2 separate regions of the Homo sapiens genome follow, and region 1 is linked to region 2. Evidence: chromatin contacts called from ENCODE Hi-C or POLR2A ChIA-PET data. All regions are on one chromosome and are shown on one strand. Each heading gives the region's core, a stretch centred on a gene start or an enhancer-like site at or near the end of the contact. The rest is flanking DNA. Distances are from core to core; before and after follow the strand shown.

Region 1 (2,982 bases), core at 477-2,976, 50 kb after region 2:
AGACCCTTTTCTCTATTTTCCAGTTATTTCTCTATTACTACTATAACAACATTGTTATATTAAAAAAAATGCTTTTCAGGTTGACAAAGTACATTTGCTAACTGGATTTAACTTCCTCCCAACAAAAATGAGTGCAAGGAAAGGAAGAAAATGTCTCAATCTGAAAGGAACATTTAGGATGAGGCACCGAGAGTTTTCCAATCATGCCATCTACTGAGAACTGTGTGAAAACCCGCAGTTACAGGAAGAACTGAACTCTGTACATTGGAAGACTTGGTTTCAAGCCCCAGCTGTGCTATTTGACATAGCATGGTGTTTGGCAAGTATTTAAGATGTCTGAATATTATCATCTTCTTGTAAAAGAAAATGGCACATATAAAAGATATTGCACAATGCATATGAATAAAAAAATACATACACAAAGAGAAGCGGTGAGCACACAAATGGGGGTGATTTCCAGGAGGCCTGGCCCCTTCCTCCCTACTCCAGGTGCCTGTGAGGCTGCCAGACTGCACTCTCATTTCCTCTATGGACCAAGCTTCCCTTAGCTTTTGTTCCTGTGTCTGCCTTATCTGGAAGGAGCCCTTACGCTTTCCATGCTTCTCGAAATTCTCCTCCTTCTAGCCTAGCGCAGGGGTGCACCCCAGAAAGGACTTGCAGAATTTCCCAGCGGGCTGCCTCTCCTTTCTCCGCCTGCACGTGGTCTGACCTGGGTCCTGGACTGTCCCCTGCAGAGTAGGTCTGCCAGCCTCCTGCTCTGCCCAGGGCTGCCCGCAGGCTGGGTTCTGCTTACTCACTGCCGTGGGTGCCTATCTAGACTGTATCACTGAAAGCCTCTCCACTTCAATTTGTTGACCGTCCAGAGCTCTCTGCATATTAGTAAGGGGGTCGTCTATAATTTTGCCCATCTACAGTTACGGCCACAGGGGTACAGAATTCTCCCAGCAAAAGAGGAGGAGAATGATGCCTTCAGGCACTTCTAAATTTTCCTTTCCAAGAATGATTTTCTTTTGGCCACTCAGCCACACATCCCCCTCCAACCCTTCCCTAAGGTCTGGTCACTTCAGCACAACAGTGGTAGGGTTCATATCAGGTCAAAATGTAAACTCTTTCAAGATAATATGTGGGGGCTTTCCAAGTCATAAAAGTATCTGAGACCTTAGTCATACACACTGCCCAGAAATACATGACTGCAAAACGTTGGCAGGGAAGGAAGTCCCAGAGCACAGAGAGCCCGGGAGAGAAACGGAGAAGTGTGACCACCATGCTGACCCCGCGCTGCTTCCTGGGCCCACCTCCAGGCCCTGCACATTTCCGTCCTCTCCACTTCGGATGGTGGCACCTACTTCAGAGGGGTTATTGTGAGGGTCAAGTGGATGGAAGCACGAGAAGTGCTTAGAACACTGCCTGACCCCGAGAGGCTCTAGATAAATGCTAGCTACTATTATTGTTATTTGAAGTTAAGTTAGAAATTTGGCCCCTCTCTGAAAACTGTGAAGTCTGGGGTTTCTATCTTATTCCTTAGCCATCTGGGATGAATCATGCCTATTCAAATGAATAAGTCAGTGGGTATTGGAATCTTATTTACTTAGCTATGGGTCAAATGTTAGTGAGGCCAAGAAGTGGAAGACAAAAGCCTTGCTTTAGCACCCTTGCTGGGCTTGCTGGGGAGCAGAGGTACAGACGTATCCAAAACACCCAAACATCAACTCCAGACAGGACAGTATATACCAGTGGAAACAGCCATATTCCTGCATGCTGCCCAGCATACAGCTGAAGCTCAATAAATATTCAGTATACATGTTTGTGCCAAAATGAAGGGCCCCAATTGTTTACTCTGATAGTTCCCTTATTTAAAAATGCTGCTTAACCTACTACAGAAAAACAACAAATTAAAAAGGAAGATACAAAGAGAGAAAGAAAAGAACAAAAGAACTACAGAACAGGCTGGGTGTGGGGGTTCATGCCTGTAATCCCAGAACTTTGGGAGGCTAAGGCGGGCAGATCACTTGCGGTCAGGAGTTTGAGACCAGCCTGGCCAACATGGTGAAACCCTGTCACACAAAAATTAGTTGGGTGTGGTGGTGGCTGCCTGTAATCCCAGCTACTCAGGAGGCTGAGGCAGGAGAATCACTTGAACCTGGGAGGCGGAGGTTGCAGTGAGCAGAGATCACGCCACTGCACTCCAGCCAGGGTGACAGAGTGAGACTCCGTCTCAGCAACAACAACAACAGCCAACTACAGAACAATCCGAAAATAATTAAAAAATTGGCAAAAGTATGTCCTTACTTGTCAGTAACTACTTTAAATATAAATGGATTGACTTTTCCAATCAAAAGACACACAGTAGCTGAATAGATTAAAAAATCCAAGAACCAGCAATATGCTACCTATAAGAGATCCACTTTTGCTTTAAACATACACATAGATGGAAAGTGAAGGAATGACAAAAGATATTTCATGCAAATGAAACCAAAAGAGCTAAAGAATGGCGATACTTATACCAGACTGAATAGACTTTCAGTCAAAATCTGTCAGAAGTGACAAAGAAGGTCACTATATAATGATAAAGGGGTCAATTCATTAAAAGAGTGTACTAATTTTAAATATGTATGTACCTAACATTGGAGCACATAAATAAGTAAAGCAAATATTAACAGAACTGAAGGGAGAAATATATAGCAATATAATAATAGTAGGGGACTTCAATACCCTACTTTCAATAATAGATAGATCATCCAGACAGAAAATTAATAAGAAAACAGTGAATTTGAATAATACTATAGACCAAATAGACCTAACAGACATATGCAGAACAATGCCTTCAACAGCGAGAGAATATAATTTTTTCTCAAGCACACGTGGGACATTCCCCAAGAAATGTCATATGTTGGGCCATAAAACAAGTCTTAACATATTTAAGATGATGGAAATATTATCAAGTTTCTTTTCTTATCATAATGGTGTAAAACTAGAAGTCAA
Region 2 (3,320 bases), core at 731-3,230:
GAGAGGTGCAAGAATCCAGGAGGGAGGTGGGACAACTTGTTGCTGGAAATGTCAATTTCAAGTAGCCTGCGATGGAGAAGAAGGAAGGCAGGCATCAGAATAAAGAGGGAAAACACCAAATTTACATATTTTTCTATAAACCAAGAGGTGTATTTTTTTTCTTTTTCTCCCCATGCAAGGTTAAAGAGTGTGCATTGAAAATGTAGTGCATATGATTTTTAATTCTTTTGAAGAACTCTTACTGTGTCCTGTGTAGATAAAGACAAACCTCTCATCGGTGGGCCCTGGCTCCACTGACCAACAGGGATTCGAATCCTTCGCAGGCATGTAATAGCAAAATGAGTAGGTTCCCTGAAAGCTGCTGAGACCACAGAGCAGGGCTTTGAACCTTCTGGACCTGTCCATCTGGCCCAGGTGAAGGGCCTCACTTGGACGGCACTTGCTTTTTAAGTTCTGGTGTGCAGGCTTCTTTCCCGTTCTCACTTGGGAGTCCCATGGATTAATGCCTACCCCAAGCTCTTTCCAACATTCTTGACTCTTGCTTCACTTAGAGCCTTGGTTTTTCATTTTAAAAATCGATTCAACCCTTTATGGAATGAGGACTTGCAGTTATGTGTCCAAAAGAAATCAGGCCAGGTGCGGTGGCTCATGCCTGTAATCTCAGCACTTTGGGAGGCCGAGGCAGGCGGATCATGAGGTCAGGAGGTCAAGACCATCCTGGCCAACACGGTGAAACCCCGTCTCTACTAAAAATACAAAAATTAGCTGGGTGTGGTGGCATGTGCCTGTAATCCCAGTTACTCGGGAGGCTGAGACAGGAGAATTGCTTGAACCAGGGAGTTGCAGGTTGCCATGAGCCGAGATTATGCCACTGCACTCCAGTTGGGCAGCAGAGTGAGACTCCGTCTCAAAAAAAATAAAAATAAAAATAAAAAATAAAGAAATCAACTAAGGTCATTCCTCCTTCCATGCAAGCTCAGGGGTAAGGCTCAGGTCTCCCTCCAAGGCCTCCAGAAGAAGCAAGCCTGGACTGCCCACACTGTCCACCTGCTGCCAGAGTCCTGCAGAGTTAACCCTTTCTCTGAGGCCCTTCCCACTTTCCCTGGAAGGCAGAGTAAAAGCTGGTGCCTCAGAGCCCCATTGCATCCACCAGTGTGGGAAGGTTTGGCTGCCCTCATCTGATTCCTGGGCAGGACCAAGACAAGCATCTCAGGCAAGCATTCGCATGTCCCCGGGTGAGCTGTGTAAACTTGGGCCAGACAAATGATCTCTCTAAACCTCTCTGTTTTAACCTGAAAGGGAGGCTTGCCTCAGGGTAGGCAAAACTCCTTCTCCTATTTTAGCCAGAACATTTTTCCCCCAAAACCACAAAATACAACCCGGGAGCATGTGCAGGAGCACAACGGTGACAGCGGGGTCACACACGGCTCCGGTCACACCCCGGGGAGCCACCTGGAACAGATGATTTCGTCCGATGACTGCACGCCAGGCAGCTCCCCCAGGTGGTTGTCGGAGAGGTTCAGCTTCCGGAGATTGATGAGGCCCCAGGGGATAACCGAGGGGAGGGTCGCCAGGCAGTTGGCAGAAAGGTCGAGCTCCGTGATCTGGCAGGAGATGTCTATGAGCCAGTCTAGGTCTACCCAGGGCAGTCTGAGATGGGACCATTTCACACGGAGAGCCTGGTGGTGGAAAGAAAGGAAAAGCACATGTGGAGGGTGAGTTCAGGGCCCACATGGGCTTGGAATAAAGCAAGGGTTAATGCAAATGCGCGTCTGTGTGCCTGCTCCAGCCCGGGTCCCAAGAGGCCTGCACATGTCCTTCTCGGCCGCCGGCACCTGCCACGGTGGTGGGTGCAGAAGAGCTACCTGTTCCCATCGGCACCTGCGTCTCACAGGCAATCTGTGCACAGCGCCTGCAAGTCACCCTCCAACCTCCAGAGGGCGCCGGTGGGCGCGGGCTCAGTGCCGCCCCTCAAGAGGCGGCTCACAGGGAAGAGCGCGGCGGGATTGTCCACGTACAGAGGAGACCGCTGAAGCGTCCAGGCGCCTCCCCCAGACTGGAGAAGAAAGCTGACTCCCAAACCCAAGTCTCTGACCTCCCTTCAAGGCGGCCTTTCCTGTGATCAGAGGAGCTGCCGCCTGCAGCTGCCCGCACCGCGCCAGGGTGCTTGGTGGACAGGCTGCTTTCAGAGCGAGCCTGAGATACAGACAGACGATGGCCACACAATATATAAAAAACAGAACTCTGGCCCACGACCCACAGTGACCTGCCTAGGAAACCAACCTCTTTATCTATAGCAAACAGCCCGGGAAGCCAGTCTCTTGCAGGAGGCCAGCCTCTTTTTTTTTTTTTTTTTTTTTTTTTTTTTTTTTTGAGATGGAGTCTCGCTCTGTCGCCCAGGCTGGAGTGCAGTGGTGCGATCTCGGCTCACTGCAACCGCCGCTTCCCGGGTTCAAGCGATTCTCCTGCCTCAGCCTCCTCAGTAGCTGCACCACCACTCACGGCTAATTTTTGTGTTTTTATTAGAGACGGTGTTTCACCATGTTCGTCGAGCTCAGGCTGGTCTCAAACTCCTGACCTCGGGCAATCCACCCACCTTGGCCTCCCAAAGTGCTGCAATTACAGGCATGAGCCACTTCTTATCTCTAGTAACAACCCAGGAAGCTAAGCCATCATTTCCGTAAAAGTCAGTCTAAAATGGCCAGGACTTGGTTAATAACTGACCGATTCTCTAATTTTTGTCCTCACTTTCCATTTAGGACCAACCCGAGAGAGCCAACTTTGCACCCCTACCAATCCCATAGGATGCCCAGCCTGCAGCGAGGCCCCCCAGCTTCCCCACGACAACGGCCTCCCGGCAGGAGGCCCCGGAGGCCTTCCCTTTGTCCCACTAGAAAGCTCCCGCTCCTCTGCCAGCCTGTGGGTCTCTGCCACACGCAAGTCCTGGTGGCTGGCGCTCTTGCCGTTGAAGTCCTGCTAAACAAAATGTCTTTGCTCCACTCATTTCTCACTGGTCTTCCTTTATTTCCACCAGAGGGAGTCAGAAGGGCCAGCGGTTTTCCGGCATGGGGTGGTCAAAGGGACCTGGCGAAATATATGGGAGCAGGACTTTGCTCTTTCTTCCTGATTACCGAAGAATATTGGGCTCAATCAGGTTTCTGGGGAGAAGAAATCTGCTTTTGGGTCTGTTTCTTCGAAGCAACTGGAAATCCGTATTGGAAAATTAGAGGAGCAGAAATATGAACAAAAATTAGTGCTTCGCAAATGGGAAAATGTAACAAGCAGAGGCTACGAGAAAGGTCCCAATAACGTGGGATGAA

Evidence for each region. Hi-C counts contacts between places; a loop is a spot of excess contacts on that map. ChIA-PET counts read pairs that join two places held with the same protein, here RNA polymerase II (POLR2A). Pooled maps may share reads with other maps.
Region 1: a loop to region 2 is called in a map of Panc1, with 5 times the contacts of the local background. The contact joins two enhancer-like sites. A Hi-C loop is called at or near these places in 5 of 168 maps with a recorded cell type or tissue (CD14-positive monocyte, Caco-2, K562 and 2 more), 5 of 37 single-sample maps with no recorded cell type and 6 of 50 pooled maps. POLR2A ChIA-PET finds 5 or more read pairs at or near these places in 6 of 52 experiments (A549, GM12878, HEK293T and 3 more).

Annotation. Positions count from the first base shown.
Region 1 is chr15:100,957,119-100,960,100 of GRCh38, reverse strand. All of the region lies in intron 2 of LRRK1 (leucine rich repeat kinase 1), which reads right to left. Among named protein-coding and RNA genes, the nearest start is that of LRRK1, 39 kb to the right of the region's middle. RefSeq lists an enhancer at 1,305-1,354. Within about 2 kb of position 1,726, at least 6 of the 41 ENCODE cell types and tissues checked have a DNase peak (open chromatin) inside an H3K27ac peak, as active enhancers do; they include Panc1, where a contact is called at or near this core.
Region 2 is chr15:101,007,196-101,010,515 of GRCh38, reverse strand. LRRK1 (leucine rich repeat kinase 1) reads right to left here. Exons shown (of 34, transcript NM_024652.6): 7 at 1,453-1,679; 8 at 1-66. Among named protein-coding and RNA genes, the nearest start is that of LRRK1, 89 kb to the right of the region's middle. RefSeq lists enhancers at 1,930-2,259, 3,238-3,320. Within about 2 kb of position 1,980, at least 17 of the 41 ENCODE cell types and tissues checked have a DNase peak (open chromatin) inside an H3K27ac peak, as active enhancers do; they include Panc1, where a contact is called at or near this core.